2 separate regions of the Mus musculus genome follow, and region 1 is linked to region 2. The links are chromatin loops, found by intact Hi-C in ENCODE. Cell type or tissue: heart. All regions are shown on one strand. Each heading gives the region's core, and the rest is flanking DNA. Links, peaks and the distances in the headings are about the cores only.

The links. A loop is a pair of places that touch in the nucleus more often than their neighbours do. Peaks named below come from ENCODE experiments on the same cell type or tissue, not always from the same donor. Only the 100,000 strongest peaks of a DNase experiment are listed, where the experiment ranks them.
Region 1: it touches region 2 in a loop (2.9-fold over the local background); 2 of 42 quality-filtered maps call a loop at or near these places.

Annotation. Positions count from the first base shown.
Region 1 is chr14:22,754,200-22,763,889 of GRCm38, forward strand. All of the region lies in intron 5 of Lrmda (leucine rich melanocyte differentiation associated), which reads left to right. The region is part of intron 1 of Gm30926 (a long non-coding RNA gene); the gene reads right to left. Among named protein-coding and RNA genes, the nearest start is that of Gm30926, 42 kb to the right of the region's middle. In heart, for the core only: no CTCF peak of the experiment used is centred there; DNase peaks (open chromatin) are centred at 5,632 and 6,172; H3K27ac peaks cover 730 bases.
Region 2 is chr14:22,642,686-22,652,375 of GRCm38, forward strand. The region is part of intron 5 of Lrmda (leucine rich melanocyte differentiation associated); the gene reads left to right. Among named protein-coding and RNA genes, the nearest start is that of 4930405A10Rik, 100 kb to the left of the region's middle. In heart, for the core only: no CTCF peak of the experiment used is centred there; a DNase peak (open chromatin) is centred at 5,466; H3K27ac peaks cover 1,710 bases.

The DNA of each region.
Region 1 (9,690 bases), core at 4,436-6,935, 110 kb after region 2:
AGATAAGAAAACTGAACTCGAGAAAACAGACCCAAGTGATTTATGTAAATGGCAGTTCTCAGAGTACGAACACCAAAACACATTTTCTGATTTCTAATTTGATATCTCAGCACTAAGATGTGCTAAAAGCCAGATTACCCTATCTTTAAAGAGAAGAAAATAGAATCTTAGGACTTCCCTGATTTGAATTTGGGATTAAAGCAGTTTCAGTAACATTGGAGGAGCTGCTTGGCTTATAATCATGAAATCTATGGGGTGGGGGCTTGGCTCATTGGGTTTAAGGGTGGCTTTTCAGATCCCAGAGCCATTGTGACAACAGCAACAACAACCACAACCACCACCACAACAACAGCAATAACAACAACAACAACAAAATTTGTTGTTTGGAAAGTAGCTCTATATCCTTCTGGACTATTTAGGAATGAACAAAACCTAGATTTGCTAGCTAGAAAAAACATGCTAGGAATTCATTCGTAACATGACTGACTATTTAATATAGACACATTCCATCTGAGTACATGCATGTCTCTTTGAAATATGACCATAACATTCTCTCTGTTATGAGTAGAAATTTTTAACCACCTTGTGGGTTAGAAACTTTGGGTTTGACCTGGTGACATGGTTTCCTCCTTAGGGTGTTAGCGGACATGACTTGCAGAAATATAGCGAGCACTTGCATGTTGGACCCTGTTTTCCCTCCTCACACCACGGAATGGCTATGTAGAGAGATGAGGCATTCCACCCCAGACCAGGTAGCCTAACGTGATTCTGACAGTAGACACATAGATCATGTCAGATGAGTCTTGAGGACTTTCCACCTGAGTGGAGCCCACTACTTTCTGACCAAAACTCCCATGAAACAAATTTGACAATGTCTGTTCTATGCTGTGAAGTCTTGTGCGCTTTCATTTTACAGCTATAGGCAACTCCTACCCCTTGTAATTTTTTTCTCAACACATCTCAGATGTTACTTCAATCCTACAAAAGTATTCAGTAACAATTTAAACCTAGGCTTTTTAAAATTCACTTTGGCCTGGGGAGGAGGAGGAGGAGGAGGAGGAGGAGGAGGAGCAGGAGGAGGAGGAGGAGGAGGAGGAGGAGGAGGAGGAGCAGGAGAAGGAGGAGGAGGAGGAGGAGGAGGAGCAGGAGGAGGAGGAGGAGGAGCAGGAGGAGGAGGAGGAGCAGGAGGAGGAGGAGGAGGAGCAGGAGGAGGAGGAGGAGGAGGAAGAGGAGGAGGAGGAGGAGGAGGAGGAGGAGTGAGAACTTTTGGAAGATATTTTGGGGAATGTTTTCTCTTAAGCTATTTTTTCCCTTACTCTCATTTTAAGTGTTTCTCTATTTCTACCCATGGAGTCTAAACTGTGTTTGCTTGCCCTTTAAGTTGGACTTGGTAGTTGTATGTGTTACTTCTATTGTGACCAGACACCCAGTAGAATCAACTTAAGGGAGGAAGAAGTTATGTGGTTCTCAGGTTAAGAGGATACAGTCCTTCATGATAGGGAAGTCATCTTTAAATTCATGGTAGCAAGTGCATGCAGAGGAAATCCACATCTCAGCAGACCCAGAAACAGAGCATTCGAAAGGAAGCAGAGAGGCCCTGGAACCTTCAGTGTCTATCTCTATGACCCTATATGTGCAAAGTAGGCCTTATGTCCAGAAGTTCCCATGATCATCTAAATCTGCATCATCGGCTAGGAAACACTAAGCAGACAGTTCGTCTTCCAAGTGTGATGGCAGTCACACTGAGTCTTTGCTCACTTGCTCTGGGATGCATTTTTGGGCCCTCTCCTGCATGATTCTGTGTGTCGCAGAAGGTGCCCTCATTGGTTAGAATCCTCTGCCAACTAGAATCTAGTTACAGTTCACTAGTTCACAGAATGGGAATGAGAAGTTACTTGTAAGAAGGGAGAAAGAAGCAGAGATTCTTTACCATGTCTCCCTGCATCCAAGAACAGTGGCTATGCCTCTTCTGTGGCCATGTCTCTCCTCAGAAGCCTCTCCACAGGTCTGTCCTTCATGGTGAACCATGACTCTCGACTCTTTTGATGCTGTCTCTTTCCTTAGCTCATTGAGTATAATGGTAGAAGTTACTTTTCAGATCTAACGTTCACCTTACAGTGAACCAACATTGGCCTTTACTAAGAAGCCCAAGCACAAGGTTGCTATTACATGCAGAAGAATCAGGTTTTCTCGGATCATGGCAAAGAACACATGAGGACAGATCCTTAGGAAACCATTTTGTTTTGTTTTGTTTTGTTTTGTTTTGTTTTGTTTTGTTTTGTTTTAAACCAGGCCCAGAGAGTTTCTGGAATGGATTTGCCCAGTAGTTTAGGGCAATGGTTCTCCACTAGGGAAATCCTTTGACATCCTTGATGTCTATTTAATGATCTCTGAAGATGTCTGTGTTATAGATATTTGTGTGTTCCTGTGTATGCATGTGCAGTCAGGTGCATGCGTGAATGCATATGTGCAGGCCAGAGGTCTGCATTGTCATCTTCTTTGACATCCACCTTTTTTTTTTTCCCCCCAAGACAGAGTCTTTCACTGAACCTGCTACTCACTCATTCCACTGATAGTGGAACAAACATTTTCAGGGATCCCCTATTTTGGGTCACATGACAAAAATAACAGATGTGCCAGCATGCTCAGCTTTAATGTGCATGCTATGCTGTAGCTCAGGTCTACATGCCTCAGTGCCAGGCATGGTACTTGCTGAACTCTCTTCCCAGTCCCTTGAAGACATTGAAAAGTGCATTCTTTTGGAGCAGATGTGTGCTTACCTCATACACAAGGCTTTAGCTAAGGATCTGTGATCTCTCAGAAGGCTCTCAGAAGAGTTCTCAGAAGGAAGGAATTATGAAGTGCAAAGTATTAAAAATGGAGGCTGAGATGCCTTGATCTACAAAATCAGTTTGAGTTCTCCGCCATAGCTAGGTAACACTTTGCCCCACCCCAGGCTTCTTTCTCAAGATCAAGTCCCCTTTTTAGAGTACTCAAATGTTCTCTTTATGCCCTAAAAGATGTCCCTTCAAGTTTGGGCAGCAATTAATTTCTGATTTTGTACTTTGTAACCCAGTTTCTTAGGTTCAGATTGGCAAGAAGTAGCTTGACACTGGAGGAAGAACCTGGGGCAAGAAGGTAAGGTCAGATCGACCTCAAGAGAGCTGGATTTTCAGAAATGATAGGCTAGCTTTAGCTTTTTTCTATGCACCCTAAAGAAGTTCATGGCATCTCCACTGATTAAGAACTGTGTTTCTAAAGTTCTCTGGCAAAAGGACATCTCTGCTCCAGCTAATGCTGATGGTGCTGCACTGCAATACTATTATCCTTGGCTTGAGAACAGAGCGAGCATGTGTGGATGGGCCTGCGATGTTTTATAGGACACTGGCTATAACTTTTTAATGTCATACCACCCACCCACAGCAACCCCATCCCCTGGAGCACTAAATGCCTTTCTTATCACCAATATTTGATGAGAAAATGCTGTTGGGTGTCTTCCTCCAAGTAGACGGGAAATCTAACCATGTTCCTTGCAGCCTAGTGCTCTGTCCACAAGATCTGATTTGTTTTTCTCACCCTAAATTTATAGACAGTTCCAAGGAAGCATATCCTGTTTGCTGTCTGGAGCAGCAGGAGAGTGAGGGAGAGAGTGATTTAGGGAGTTTGTTTTTCTCAAGACTTCCTTGAGCTGCTTTATGGCTTTACAAAAACCGCTGATCTATTCCTCCCTAATTTTATGAGCAAATTGTTCTTTCTTTTCTGATTTTTTTTCCCCCACTGAGTTTTCTTGGCCGACCCAGGCACCAATTATCAGAACTCCCCGGGCATAGTTGGATCCTCCCTAACATGTGTATAGCTGTAAACATATTGACCCCAGAAAATGAGGCTCTAGCTGTAGGCTCAGGCGAAGTCCTGACTTAACAATACGACTTCAAGTGAGAATGCCAACGTGGAATCATTTTTTTTCCCTGGTGACCAACAAGTATCTGTGATGGTTTAACAGTAGTGCAGAGCACCCCTGGAGCCCGTGTCCCCAAAACCTGGCTTAGTAGGGTGGTGGCACTGAGCCAAAGCTTCATTCATTTACAGCTTTCTTTATGGACAAGTGCTAAGAAGGAAGCCATCAGCCAAGAGAAAGTTGTCTGTCACATTCATGAGGAGATGGATAATTATGAATAATTAGAGACAAAGATCCAGTTACAGAAAGGTGTGAGAGGCAGTGCAGAATGTTCCTCCTTTAAAGATGTTTGCCTGGGTTGGACCATTTGCCTGGGTTGGACCATTTCATTACCTTTACTAGGTGACAGTGCAGCCTTTTAGATAAGATCAGCCAAAATGCTGTTGAGAGTGAGTCCTGGCTCATTTAAACCCCTCTTGCTTTTAGGGTCAATCATATATTTCCCTTGCAATCCAGTTGTGTCTGGTTTTTCTAACAAGGGATCTCTTCCTGAGCCATCCTTGTTTAGCTTCCTATAGTAAGATACTCTGACTCCTGGATGTTCCAACAGCTCAGCAGGATAAAAACAAATTTGAGGGAAAAAAAACCAAACCATCACCTAGACACTTTTTATGTGTGCAGCTGTTGATCAAGGCTTTGGTTATTTAAGCTGGTGACATTGACTCTGTGGGCGCAATGACTTACAGAGGTCACCACACTGCAAGTTCACAATAAATGCTGGTAAATTAAATATATTAGAGTATCTATGTACTTCACACTTTTATTTTTAAGCAATGGGGTTTATGGCACAACATAGGCACAGTGGATTTCAAGACTGACCTTAAAGAAAAATACTGACAGAACTTTGGAGAGCCACACTATAGTAGAAAAGGAGTGTGTGTGTGTGTGTGTGTGTGTGTGTGTGTGTGTGTGTGTGTGTGTGTGTGTTGGGGGTGGTCCATTCCTCACTCTGAGAAGGTTTCAAAGCTTTTCTTTGGAAGGTTTAAATTTAAGCTTGAAGAAGTGGGGCTGAGGCCCCATTCTTGTCTGGTGGCCATTCTTTCTGATGAATAAATGTGAAGAGTGCTTTGAATCTGGTTTTCCCTCTGATAAGGAATTTTTTTTTCCATGCTGTCTTTTCTTTGCACCTGAAGGAGCACCGAGGGTAAAAAATAGAGGCCTGTTTCCTGTTCCTAACTGGAGCCCTCAGAAGGCTGTCAGAGGAGAGCAGCAACTCTGTGGGATTTATGCCTGGGACCTGTCAGAGTAAAATGATCATAGCAAGCCCTCTCTGCCATCAATCACAGAGGGACCGGGATGGCAAGGACAGGCATTTTTCAAATTTCTTTACTGTGCATATTTAGTTTTGTGCCTGGAGGAGGTCTAACTCCTTTGAACCATTCTTGGAGATTTTTTTTTTTCCCATCAGATGGCAGCTCTGAGAACTACTTAATCTCTCCCAAAGTGCTTCTCTCATTGGCCAGCTGAGAAAAACAGCCAGCAGGTAAAGGGGGGCAAGGTGGCAGGGATAATCCATGGATAAGTTCAGAGAGGAAAAATTTGGGGTTCAGAGCATGGTGGCTCCAACATCTGGGCTGTGGCACTATGCTGTCTGCCTAAGGCTTCCTTCTTCCTCATTTCAGTGTCACATGGTTGTTTAGTAACAAGAACACAGAGCTGACACTGCTGTTCTTATCACTGGGAGAATTCTTCTGTCCCAAACAGCTGTTTCCCACATTTGTCAAGGCAGAGTTTGAAGGGAAGTGGGGTGGCCATTCCTTCCTGCCCATCAGAGAGGTCTGTTTGGTCATGATAACATTCAAGGAGTGCATTTATCCATCTTGCTACTGAAGGTGAAAGGCTAGGGTCACAAAGAGAAAAGACAAGAAGAAACCTGTTGGAAAGGTTTATAAATCCTGCCAGGAGTGCTCTAAACAAGAAAAGGAGCCTGTGGCTGGATGTGTAAAGTCTTGCCACATTGATAGGGACCTGATTCTCCAGACCTAGGAAGCCATCCGTGTAAACAGAGAACTGTTGCTTGAATCAGGTCTGCTTTGGCTTAAAGTCTGAGAAACACATTGCCTTCAAAGTGAATTCTTAGGTGTCACTTCCCATAAGTTATGGCAGAAGATTACAAAGCTACTGATATAACATATTAGTTTGATAGACAGAATTATACCCCCAACGCTTCCTGCTCTCCCCAATGACGCACAGTAACGAGTGTGTCTTGGCAGCTGCCTTGATTTACCACCAGTCTGGGAGGCCAACCGGGAGAAGGAACATTCACATGGATGCAGGGCCTGTGACTGGCCCCAAGCCTAGTTTATAAAGCTGCCCTGTAATTCACCACAAATGTGTCACCATTAAAAGAGGAAAAGAGGATTGCAGATAATAAATACTCTCTAATTTATTAGCTAACAACAAAGAGATCAGAGCCAGTTGTGATGTGATTGTTTGACATAATATTGTCAAGGAAAAAAAAGCTAAGTTGACCAGAGAGGTAAATTACACATTCAAGCAGATACATCAACTCTTGGCTTGTCACAAGCCCAACTAAGCAAAACACCAAACTGAGGAGAGAGCTGGCAGTACTCAGTGCTATTTATCTCTAAAGGAGACATATTCAAGAGCGAGTGAAATAAGACATACTTCTTTTGGACTTGGTCAGAGGCCAGATTTTAACTGTTATAAATTAAATGTTTTGTGAACGAATTTGGCAATTCTCCTTGCTTTTGTCCTGATGGGGAGATGAGCAAGCCTGCTGTTTGTTTGATGCTGATGGTTTGGACAGCTGGGGTGTGGGCTTCTATAGTTGGGTGTTGGGAGGATTCGCAAATTCCTGTAACTAAAGCATGAAGCACAGAACAGTTCTTGAATGTGGTTCTTTGAAAACTTGGTGGCATGGAAATTGTCACCTTTTTTGCTGTGGCTTCCTCCTCTGTACTTTGACATAATCACCTGGGATGCCAGCCGCAGATGCAGGTTCAGAGTAGAGTTATGAGACCTTACTTAGAAGAAGTGTCTGTCTCTCATTCCATCACGGTCTGTAACCAGGAACTAGTTGGAGGCAATCCATAGCCTCTGAGCATTTGCTGTGAGTTACCTTAATGAAGCTGAGAGTCAAGGGAGCCTGTTGGGATGTGGTTTGACATGAGCTGATACCCAGAATGGTTTTCCCAGTCCTGAGTCTAAAAGACAAGCGGTTTCACCTCAGTGAACATTCGCCTTTAAGTCTCACCTGCTAGTTGAACATGGGTTTCTTGAATTTACGTCTCAGTCTTGAGGCAAGGATGGCAGTTGACACCCTGTAGGAAGGTGCAGGAAAATGTTCCATTCTTAGGATATGAATTCAGGGTTGGTGCAGTTAATATGCTGTTAATCGATTTGGATGAGTGGATCTCTGTCTCTCTGCCTATGTCTCTCTGCCTCTCTGTCTCTAGAATTTGGTAGATTAGTAAGACTATAAATATGATGAAAGGCATATAGTGAAAATCTTTGGAAGGAAGAAAGAGAGAGAGAGAGAGAGAGAGAGAGAGAGAGAGAGAGAGACCTGAGTGGTTGAGAATCTTGGGAGGACCTGGGAGACATTGGAAGAGGGGAAAGATAAAGATAATCAAAACATATTATATGAAAATATTTTTCATTAAAATGCTTATTTTATGTAGTTTTAGATTTTGTGTGTGTGTGTGTGTGTGTGTGTGTGTGTGTGTCTATTTAATATGCTGGAGATGGAGGCCAGGGCTTTGTGCATACTGCTGCCCTTTTCATTGCTCTAACACTGACATGTGGTAAGTGACTTCTTGCGTCCAGAGTCCAGCCGAATGGTCCCTTTCTACTGCTGTTAACTTGATGTCTTTGTCTGTTGCCCACTCCTTAATCTTCTTCAGCCTTGCTTGGTGTTAAGTTTGATAGATATTGATCTGGAATTTCCCTGTAGATGGCATCTTCCTTGAATTTCCTGTTCGATTTGAGTAAATGCCTGTTCAAATACTGTTCTCATTTTGAGTCAAGGGACTTGTAGGTTTACAATCTTGGATGGCTGTGATTAGCTCACACCAAGCACAGTCACCTTCTCCTTGCAATCACATAGCTCCCACCCCACCCCACCAACCCTCTCCTTTGCTGTGTTTGATCATGCTGGTGTTTACTATGCTGTACAGTCCATACTGTAATGCCACCAGTTTTATATGCATCCAACATGATTTGCTGTTTCACTTTTCTGCTTGTCAAAAAAAAACCTTTTCTTTCTTCCTTGGTCCATTCTTTACTCCCAACAAGGTGTTCTGTACCAATGCCACATTCTGAGCTTGGTTACCGACCACCATGACTTTATTTCAAGTTCATTTTATTTTAGGAAGTTATGACTTGTTTTATAAGCACAGTGTACTTTTATGATGTCAACTCCCCCTTTTACAAATCCCTTAGGGCTCCTCCTTGCTTTTGGGATATAGCCATGGTGCCGTAGGCTACCCACTGGGGTCCTCTGAACCTTAACCTCAGTTTTTTTTTTTTTTTTTTTGTTGTTGAATAAATGAAGAAGACTTTTTTGCTATTTAAGTCCCCCTGTCAAACCAACTTGCCTGTTCATGGTCACCAGGCAGGTTATTCTCTTTCTACCTGTCTTCCCACTGGGCTTTTCCCCAATACCTTTCTAAGTTCTGTTGGATAGGAAAGACACACACAAGGTCACTAGAATGGTATGACATTTACTGCCTTTTTGTCCTTTTCTTCATGGAGAATAAAATCATCCTGTTGAGCAAAGTGAACTTTTGAAGTCTTAGGATGATCATAAAAATCTATAGCCAACTCAAGTCTAGTAAGATGCACAATGACTGCTACCAAAAAGGCAACCCCCAGCTGTTCTTTATACCAGCAATAATTTACAAGGGGGTCTTGTTGTATGTTGTGTTTCATCTCTTGGTGACATAACCTAAACTTCAGGAGCATTGATTTGGAAGATGACTTTGGATTTAGCAGACTACTGTTAACCATGGAAGGACTGAGTTCCTAACATACCCTGGCATTCACATACATGGCTACTGAGATCTCTTATTTCTCACCCACTCTGTGACCATTGCCAGCATAGATAAAAAGCAAGCATCATTTCACATCACACCAAGCTAAAAGCGTGTCTTTCCTCAACCAAGAAGATGGAGTGTGCGCCAGGCCACATGGCCCAGTGGATGGGAATGGATGGTGCATTCAGTAGCTTTAAGGCAGTGTCAAGCAAAATAGATTTAAATCATTCTGAAAGATATAAATCCCAAGAATGGATATATTGTGCAGAATGAAATGAGGCTCAGAAAAGAATTGATTGGGAAGTATACCAAATGGAATAGAATATAGCAGAAAGGCACATATTGGAGAGAATAAAGTATACTTCAGTTTGAAGGGTATTGAATTTACTAAGATACAACTGACCGGCTATAAAGCAAATGAATAAAATATGTAGCCACGTCAGGTGGACAGTCAATGGGAATGACTTAATAGAGATCTATAGTAGCACATGACCAGCTCCAACCTACATTATGTTGACTTCTCATGTAATTTCTTTTGGCCTCCCAAGAAAAACCTGAAGCTTTAATCTTCCCTGATGTATTAAACTATGCGTACTCTCTTAAAGGGGATGGGGCTATAATTAATGGGAAATTAATTGGAAATAGGCTATTGTGTGTTGGATTGCCTTAGTCCAGAGAACTAAAGTGATTCTTTTATTTTCTGGAATTGCAAAAGGACTTTAGATCAAATTGAAC
Region 2 (9,690 bases), core at 4,411-6,910:
ACCCTTGCATACAGATTTACATATTTACATATTTATTTATTTATATATTTATTTATGTGTGATGTTTTGTTTTTATTTGTTTGCTTTTGAGATGGCATCTTCCTAGGCATCACAGGCTGTCCTCAGATTTATGCCAATCTTCCTGCCTCATCCTCTTAAGCACTGAAACTCCAGCCACATGCCACCAAACCAAGCTTCCGCAGTGTTCTTTCAAGGTTCGGTTTAAGTCTGATCCATCCAAGGCATGGTTCCTCACCCCCACCCTTGGTTTTCAGAGAGCACTGGCTTCTGGTGCTCCAGACCTCTCGCTGTAAGCAGAGGAACACTTTCATTTTTATACATAGGGTTGTTGCAAGTATATCTGCTGGGATTATGGGAGACTGGTACCAGCACACATGGCTTGCTAATTCCTTAGCAAACATATCTTTGGGGAAGCAAACTTCCCATAACACATCACAAATGGGTTGTTTGTTTGTTTGTTTGTTTGTTTGTGTTTCTCATTTTAGAATGCTCACTCTCTGTAGCCCAGGCTGACCCGATATTCACTATGTACCCTAGGCTAGCTTTAAACTTATGGCAGACTTTGTATCTCAGTCTCCCTGGTGCTTGGATTACAGGTGTGTGCTGCCACTGCAGGTTAGAGCTTTGAGCTTTTGTTTCTTTTTAAGATTCCTTGTATAAAAATTTCTGTTACTCATGGTTACTACTGGCATCTTATATTTGGATATTTCTCTCCTTGGAAGAAAAGATTCTTTTCTAGAAGGTAAGCCAAAATCATAAAGTCTTTATCTTGAGTGCAGTGCCAGTACTCAGCATGAGAAGGCAAACTACTGTGATATTTAAAGCAACTGTAGAGGAAAGTTTTAGCCAAAGCTCGTCTTTGTGGTCAAGAGGCACGTTCCTCTGACTCTCAGGGTCAGATGAGAGCTTGCTGGAGCCAAGAAAGGCATTCTGTGGTAATAGACCTCTGATCCTAGCCTTCCATCAACACATCTGTCATGAGAAAGTCACTGGGACACCTGGCCCAGGCCCCACCCATGTCCCGACTAGATGTAGCTGTCACTGATTGAGTTGTGTGGCAATTTTATTTCTAATTATGTATGAACGTAACATAAATTACTCTTAATATTCAAAGCAGAAAAATCACAAGAAAATCCCAGACTAGTAAATATAGTCTCATGTCCCATCTGGATGTATGCACAAAAGTGTGTATGTGTGGGCATGTGTGTGTTTTCAAATATTACTGTGATGACACAGGCTGACCAAGGCAAATTACCAAAGAAAATGCTTCATTTGGAGCTTACAGTTTCAGAGGATTAGTCTATGACGATTGTGCTAGGGAACAAGACAGCACGCATCGCGTGGCACTGGGGCAATAGCTGAGAGCCGACATTCTTTTCTACAAGTAGGAGGAAGAGAGAGCTTGTTGAGAATAAATATGGACGTTGGAAATCTCCAAGCCTAGTGACATTTCTTCCAAGAAGGCCACACCACCTAATCCGTCCTAAAGAGTTCTATCAACTGTAGACAAAGTAATCAAATGTATGAACTCATAGGGGACATTTTCATGCAAACCACCACAGTGCCCTTGCAGGTGAATAGTATTTTCTTCATGTTTTCCTTGAATTTTCTTATCTTTCTTCAGTGAAATATTATTGGCAAGAAAAATATATGAGTGGTGTAGGTGTGAAGTAGGACTCCATAGCTTCTCCTTTCCTGGGCACTTGTCCAAGTCTTACTTAACCTGCCTCCTCCTAGAAGTCCACCCTGACTGGCTCCTTACCTCTGAGCCCAGCTGTGTGACGTTTCTTTGTAAAATATGTTTAATCTCTTCAAATGCCTATGAGTCACACACTAATAATAGTCATATATTTTCTCTTTATTGCCTACAAGGCCAGACATAGTTTAATACATTTCATCTTCTTCTTGAGCAGTGGGAGCCTAGTACTGAAAGGACAGAAAGGATGGAAAAATGTGGCCATCAGAACATTGCCCTGTTCTTGTTCTTATTCCCAGGAGTGGCCATAGCCTTCCCTCGATGAACAGTCATAAGCTCCAGGAACATGGCAGTGCTATGGTCATCCTCTCAGCTATCTCTCTCCTATGGATAGCTGTGACCTGTCTGTTTCTCCCCTCCTCACATGCAAGTGGAGATAATCATTTGATGCCCTCTGTGTAGCCTTGGCTGTCCCGGAACTCACTCTGTAGAACAGGCCCCCATTCTTGTTGGCATCTTTTGGTCTGCTGATAAATAAATGTTCGGTGCAGCCCCAGGAGAAATCTTCTGTTTTGTAAAACACACAGTTCTATCAGTCAAACCTGCCTCCTGTCCACAATGAGGTCCTCCACCCATCTGATCAATGACATCAGTTTTCTGCTTTAGACTGCAGAGTTCGCCTCTCCCTCACAATTCAGGTTTCCTTATCACCCTTGGCCTGATCTTTAAACTGAGTTCCCTCCAGCCTCTTCTATCCCCTTTAGTGTGGGACTTTTTAAAAGCTCTGTCTATTCCCATAATGCCCCTCTTCTTTCCTTCTGTTCAATTGGTAGCTTACTCCAGTCTGCCTTCCTGTGGATTTGCTGCCTCTCCCCCTTTATTTCCTGAGCTAGCATTATTCCCAGGGATGTCCCTATTACTATACCAAAGATGCCTTTCAGTGCCCCTCTTAGCTATTTAGCATCATTGGAAGCCTTCTCTTCTTCTGGGGGATGGAGGCAGTATCACTGGGTATTGAATATCAAGCTCCATGCTTTCTAGAAAACACTGAACCAATTATGTGCAGCCCAGTCCTCTTTACATTCTTTGTTGTTGTTTGTTTATTTTTGTTTTGGGGGGGATTTCTTTTTAGAGACAGAGAGAGACTCACTAAGTTGCTTATGTTGTCCTTGAACTCACTCTGCAGCCCATGCAAGCAATGGGCTTAGGGCTTCCTTTTCTCAGCCTCCCTGGTAGCTGGGATGTCAGGCCTGGCCACACCCTTCTTGAGCCACTCTCTTTCCTTGACTCTTGGGACACATGTACCCTCCCAACCATGAACCAGCCCATGCCAGTGAATGTGGAAGTCTCTCAATGATGAGTCAAGTGCCTGTTTCCCTCAGACTGTGCTGTCCCTGTTGGAGGTCTCCTTCATGTCCAGGGTTTTGGTGGGAACCGTGTAAATGTCAAGGAGGGAGTCCTCCTCTGAGCTGGTCTCCGCAAGGACCAGCCTAGACTTCTTGACAAGTCTCCATGTTCCCAAACTCCTGACATTCTTCATGCTCACAGCTGGTCTGCCTTCATATATCCTGGGCTCTTGGGGGCCAGCTCTGCCACCTCATTCATCTGTGTAAGTTGAAAATTTGGGCTGGTCAGTTCATCCCAACATCACCCCATTTTCTTCACTCTCCTTTTCCCCAAGCCACACAGTCTATTCTTTATCATCACCCTAAGCGTTAAGACCACTTTATGGAGTGACTTTGGTTAAGTCCTGGATCATTACGAAGCCTCTGAAGAGACCCACTTCCATCATCTTTGCCTCTGTCATGGCCTCCTCTGCCTCTTTCAATAGTTCCTTGCCAAATTAAAAAAACAAACAAACAAACAAACAAAAAACAAAACAAGGCATCCTTCTGCTTCAACTCTTGCATAGGCTTAGTCTTGCTTTTAGTATAAATATATTATGTGCCACCCTCTGGCACCTGCAGTGCTCCTGCCACCTACTCTAGCTACAAGCCATCCATTTTTATCTATTTTTATCCCTGGCACGAATCCCTCACCTCTGCAGCCCCTGGATGCTACTCCCTAACCCCCAGGGACCTCTGCCCCTGCTATTTCTCTGCCTGAAACTCTTGAGATACTTTCTCTTAGAACCCAGCTCACCTGTCTTTCTCCTGCTCCAAGATCAGATCTCGGCTCTGCTATGGATACTCAAAGCAGCATGCTTATTTTTCCTTCATCCCATTGCCTTTGTAATGGAAAGTGTGCTTCCTGTGTCATTTTGCTCTTGTGTTTCCTTATCTAATCTTTTAAGTAACTTAAGCCAGGGACTGCATAGCCCCGCCCCCTCACCCCATCTTATACCTCCATTGCCTGCCCACCGTCATGCTTAGACCACACTGAGACTCAATAGTGATCTCCTGAATGACTAAAGCATTTGGGGAGAGAACAATGTAATCTATGACTTGGCTGTAAAACCTGAGCTGTCCTGTAAGCGAGCACACCTAAACATCAAGCTCCAGGCCACCACGTCAGAACCAAGAAAGTGCGGGTGAGCATCAAGCACGAGGCTCTCCGTGCACATTCTGTGCGGTTGTACAAACATGTCAGGGTTTAGTAAATCACATTTGTTTCATTTAAATAACTTCTGACCAAAATAATAACACAGCTTTAGAAAAAGACATTAGGTACCCACTTTTGAAGAGTTTGTATAATTTAACACACAAGAAAGCCTTTAGTGTAATTATGTGCAGACATATACAAAGGATCAATGCTATTTATTTGGGCCACCCCCACCATGAAGAAGAAGAAGAAGAAGAAGAAGAAGAAGAAGAAGAAGAAGAAGAAGAAGAAGAAGAAGAAGAAGAAGAAGAAGAAGAAGAAGAAGAAGAAGAAGAAGAAGAAGAAGAAGAAGAAGCTCTAGCCATGCCTCAGCTTGCTGCATTAATTCTAATTTAGAAAATCTCCCCCACCGATGTGGGTAGGGGTTCCCATGGGGGCTCATCTTTTCCTCGTGTCAAAATTAGTCATTTAAATTAGAACCACGTTGGATAGCCTGGGTGCAGCCAATGTTGCGGCTCCAGTCCAGGGAGCAGTTAAATGTAGCCACCTGAAGTTGATTAAAACTTCACCTGTCAAAGCCAGTATGCCCACATTTGAAAATCTTTAATGTAATTAAGAGAAGCACATTATGGGAGGTCAAGTGACTTTCCTTTTGAATTCTACTTCTAATCTGTCGTCAGATGGGTGGAAATTGCCAGCTGAAAGAATTAATGGAAGCTACGAGAAGGAGTGCAGGCGGGGGTAGGGGAGTGGGAGGGGGAAGAAGCTGGTGGCAGGAAAGCCAGATGGAGGTTCTGCCTCCTTGCTGAGGTGAATAAGGAGTTTAGGGGAGCCCTAGCTTCTGCCATGAGACCTGGGGTGGAGGGTCCATGTGTCCTCACTGTGTGCACATCAGGGACTATAGGGTAGGGGCCTAAGGGTAGCTGCACAGCTCTCTTGCTTATCACCAAGGGAGATCTCTGGCCAGAACAGCCTGGACAGGCAGAGTGGAGCTGGCGCCGGCCTTCATCACCCTTCACTCAGTACTGCCTGATTAACATCACGGTTCAGCTTGCCTCTTGCACTGATCCCCACAAAGAGCCTGAGAAGGAGGGCAGGCACAAAGAGCCTCCCACTGTCCAGCCTCTGACCCCAGGCTGTTCCTCGGGAAGTACTTCTCCCAGGTTGGCAGCCATCAACACCTTAGGGGTGGGGAAGACCCACAAGGCCTGGGTGTGACCCTTTATTTCCTTCTGGGCCTACGGTTTCCTGGCCTGCTAAAGCCATCTCTCACTGTACTGGGTGTGGCCCAGCTCTGGAGATCCTAGTGCAATTTCAATACCAGAGTGCTGCCTTTGGAGATTAAATTACCCAGGGCTTTGCTGTGTGTTCTAGCCTGAGGGTGTTAGGGTGCCGTTGACAGAAGGCAGAGCATTTCTCCTTGCTGCCCCCCTAGCCCCACCCCTATTCTTTACACTTCGAATTTGTGTACATTAGTGGAGGTATGTGTTTGAAAAAGGGTTACATCTGTCAGAATGTTGCCACTGAAGATCTGCCCCCTTCCTTGGAAACTGACGTGAGAATAAGCAACACATGACATTTTGGCTAGGCTCCCGAAGAACAAAGTTTCCAAACTGGAGGACTTAGGCCACTCCCCTTTGACTTCTTCCTGCAACTTAACCAGGGGCAGAAGGCTTCAGGAAAGAGGGGGGCATGATGGTGGTGGTGGTGGTGGTGGTGGTGGTGGTGGTGGTGGTGGTGGTGGTGGTGGTGGTGGTGGTAGCATTTGAATTTTCTAGTCAACAGTGTCTCTGATGTTGTCTGGGAAGTGTGAACGTCTCCACGGTAGGTAGGATATACACAGTCTTTGGGACAGAGTGGACAGTCAGGTCAAGTTGAAATACGCATAGGCATCTTGGACTGTCTTAGACAATTGAGCATGTGCCCCAGAGGGTCTTTTAAGTTACTAGAATTAAGGGAGAGGTCACAAAGCGAATAAGCGGTTCTTAAAAGGGTCTCAGGGAGCCTCTTCTCATTCTTGTCTCTGCTTACATGTTCTTGGGCTTGGAGGCCTGCTAGTCTCCGATGAAAAAGAGAAACCAATGTTGGGATGGAAGAAAGATGGTAGGGAAGCGAGTGAAAATCCAATCTGAAACTGCCTTAAAGTTAAGTGAGGAAATCTGAGGAGAGGCATAGTCAGGAATCTTCCCTGTCCACCATGCTGCCTTTCTTGGCCAATAAGAAGATGCCTTCCCATCTCTCCCTGCTTCCTGCCTCCCTCCCAACACCGCCTCCCGCCCCCCACCAAACAAAAAACAAAACAAAACCAAACAAAACAACCGGAGCAGTGTTTCCGAACACAACTCCTTGTCTCCAGGTAAAAGCCAGCACAAGGTGGTGATGGGGGAGCAGGTTACCCCTCAGCTCCAGCTCCCCCACCCCCCTACCCCCTGCTTCCTCAGCCCCAAGGTCACAGGTAAAAGTGAAGAGTTCTTGCCAGCTTCTCTCAAAGAAGAAAGCTGTCTGCTTGCCATGGTAACCTTTTCCCAGGTCTGGGGCTGTGAGGATGAGGTACAAAGTTCACAGAGCTTCTCATTGTGAGCTCTTTTAATCGTGCCCCCCCACCCTACCCCATCCCAAAGCCACGGAGGCTGGTTTACAGCAGTATTTAAAGCTAAGATGCCAAATGAAAAGTTCCTCTTTTAGGTTGGTGCTTATACAAAGCTGCTTTGTGGTTTTTCTCGGCCTGTCAGACTTGTCAGGCCTAGTAAGAAAAAGTATATTGTTTCCAGCACTTGGATTCCTTTCTCCCTGACATCTGCCACTCTGTAAAGATGATAAATTCCTGCCTCATTAGCCAAGGGTGTGGGATTACAGGCTGACAACACATTAATCACCAGCCTCGGTGGCAGGCTGACTAGCAATAGGCATTGTTAACAAAACTTTTCTAATATGTCACTCTTCTCTATGACAGCGTGTAATCAATCATTGTGATTGACGGCGCTGATAGATTACACTATTTATACTTTGTGTAATGAAAGATAGTGTTTCCACCTACTGTCATTTCTGGACTAGTGACAGAGGATCGGTGAATGGAAACAAACACAACAACAGGGCAAGCCCTCATTGCCCCCCAAAATATCTACAGAAGTCTCCCACCTTCCCAAGCCTGGAGTCTAGTTCCTATTTCTGGAAATGAACACAGCCTCAGGACAGGACCTTCCTTGGTGGTGATTGTGGGATAAGACGTGATGGTGGGCAGTGCCTGGAAGGATACAGGCACTGTGGATCTTCAGGGAGGGCTGGTTGCAATGGGCATAGTCCCAGATTCTGTTAGGTCAAGTTGATACAGGTAGATTCCCTAGGCGGCTCTCTGTCGGCTTAAGCATGTACCACTGAGCCCGGGCGCTCCTCCTCTCCTGCCAGATGAGAGATGATTTAGATGTTGATAAAATATTTGTTCTCTCATGACTCTGAGGGCAAATATTATCCTTGTTGCCCATAATTGTACAGCACTTCATAAGTCAACAGCACCCGGAGTGAGCAAAAAGCCAACAGTGGGAGGGGGCGGGCAGCTGCTGCTGCAGGCTCTGGCTGGGACCTGTTTCTCCAGCCCTTTGAAGCCCAGAGAGTTACAATCCAGAGGGTACTAGGGACTGGGACAAACCAGCAATGCATTCTGCTCTCTTGTACCAGGTATTTCTGGGGTGTTCTTCCCATCATTTTTATTTTGGTCTAAAACAAATTTGTAAAGGATGCAGGCTATTTTTGACCCACTGGAAGCTCTCCTTTCAGCATAGTGGCAAGTGCGGGTGACGTGGGGCTGCTGGCGCCTTCTGAGTGGGGAGGGCTTTTGCTGCCAGGGAACCATTACTCAGCTGCCTGCGCCTCCGCCCCTTTGAAGAAACCGTTGACAAATATTTTGCTTAACTTTCCTTTGCTGTTGACAAAACAGGGACGTCCTTTTCCTTAGTTCTTTGAGGTGGTTCAAGAGCTCCTCCGTCCTTCCGGGTTTTTTGTTTGACTTCCCAGATCTGATGGTCCCCAAACTTCCCATTTCATGGGAGGTTGAGCTTTGTGTCCCTGAATTGTGAGATGGTTAGAAAGGTGAGAAGTAGAAAGAGATGGGGGGTGGGGGGTTGTGTGTGTGTGTGTGTGTGTGTGTGTGTGTGTGTGTAGCTGCGTGCAGTTGGTAGGCATCAGACCCTTGCAGTCACCCTGACAGTTGGCAAAGCAGGAGGAACCTGAGACCTCCCCCTGGTGAAACTTTTAGAGGAGCTTGCAGTGGGAGGAGGCATGGGGAGCCAGTGAGACTAAACTTTAATCTCTCTGTGAAGTTTGAGTGAGCCTAGATGATTAATGAGAGGGCAGGCCGTCTGATTAAGCCCTTCCGAGTCATGAGACATGATTAGTAGGTGACAGGGACGGTAACAGTATCCAGCCAAACCCTTGTTTCTTTCACGGCTCCGGCTGTTATATGATTAATGTCCCCAAGGGCTATCTTGAGGTCAGGCAGGGGAACCTGTCAGAACAGGTGGAAGTGACAAAATGGGCAGAAAGTCCTTAGGGGGGATGAGAGCGATGAGGGAGAGAGTGGAGGGGGCAGGGTAGCCAGATGGAGCCTGCGACCTTTCTGTGATCCGAGCAGGCACAGGAAGCTTTGTGGGAATGGAAACAGGGAAGAGTCACAAAACTGCAGATGTTTCCAGGTCCTTGGTGCATCAAGGCCTGCCAGTTTGGACTTGAGGAGAGCGCCTCCTGACACGCTAGTCTTTGCACATGGTTTGTGTTTGGAGCTGGACTGGGCTGGAACCACTCTGGGCCCTGCAGGATTAATGTGGGGCACCCACACCTGTGCCTGTGAGTGCTGGAGCAAGTGGCTCGCTCAGGGGATTAACTGGGCAGAGTTGATATTTCAATCCACCGCCGCTTTTTGAGGCCAACATAGCTACAGGGTCTTGAATGCACTCCTTGAGAAAGTTGATATGGAGCTGGAGAAGCCTCTCAGTGGTAAAATATTTGCCGAGCCTGCATGAGTTGAATCCTTAGAGCCACAAAAATACAGGAATAAATCACTAGGAGAAATAAAACAGGTTCTCTGGAAGGTTTGCTTGACTTTACAGAATTACAAGCTTTTATATTTAGAACCGAAAATCTGGAAAACTCACACTGTAAGTGAGGTGCTTAATACCCAGTGCCTGACGGGAGACTAGAAGAGTCTCAGCCTTCCTGCTTCCAGTTCTGTATAACAAACCATCAGGACCATGATTGCAAGTCTCCAACCATTCTATTACATATGATCTAACCAACATGACCTCCATCTTTTTCTTGTTCTTTGATCTTTTGAGACAAGGCCACATTCTGTAGTCCAGGTTGGCCTTGAAGGTATGCCCCTTTGCCTCAGGCTGCGTGCTAAGACTGGGATCTTTGCCACCTGGCCAGACTATGCCTCT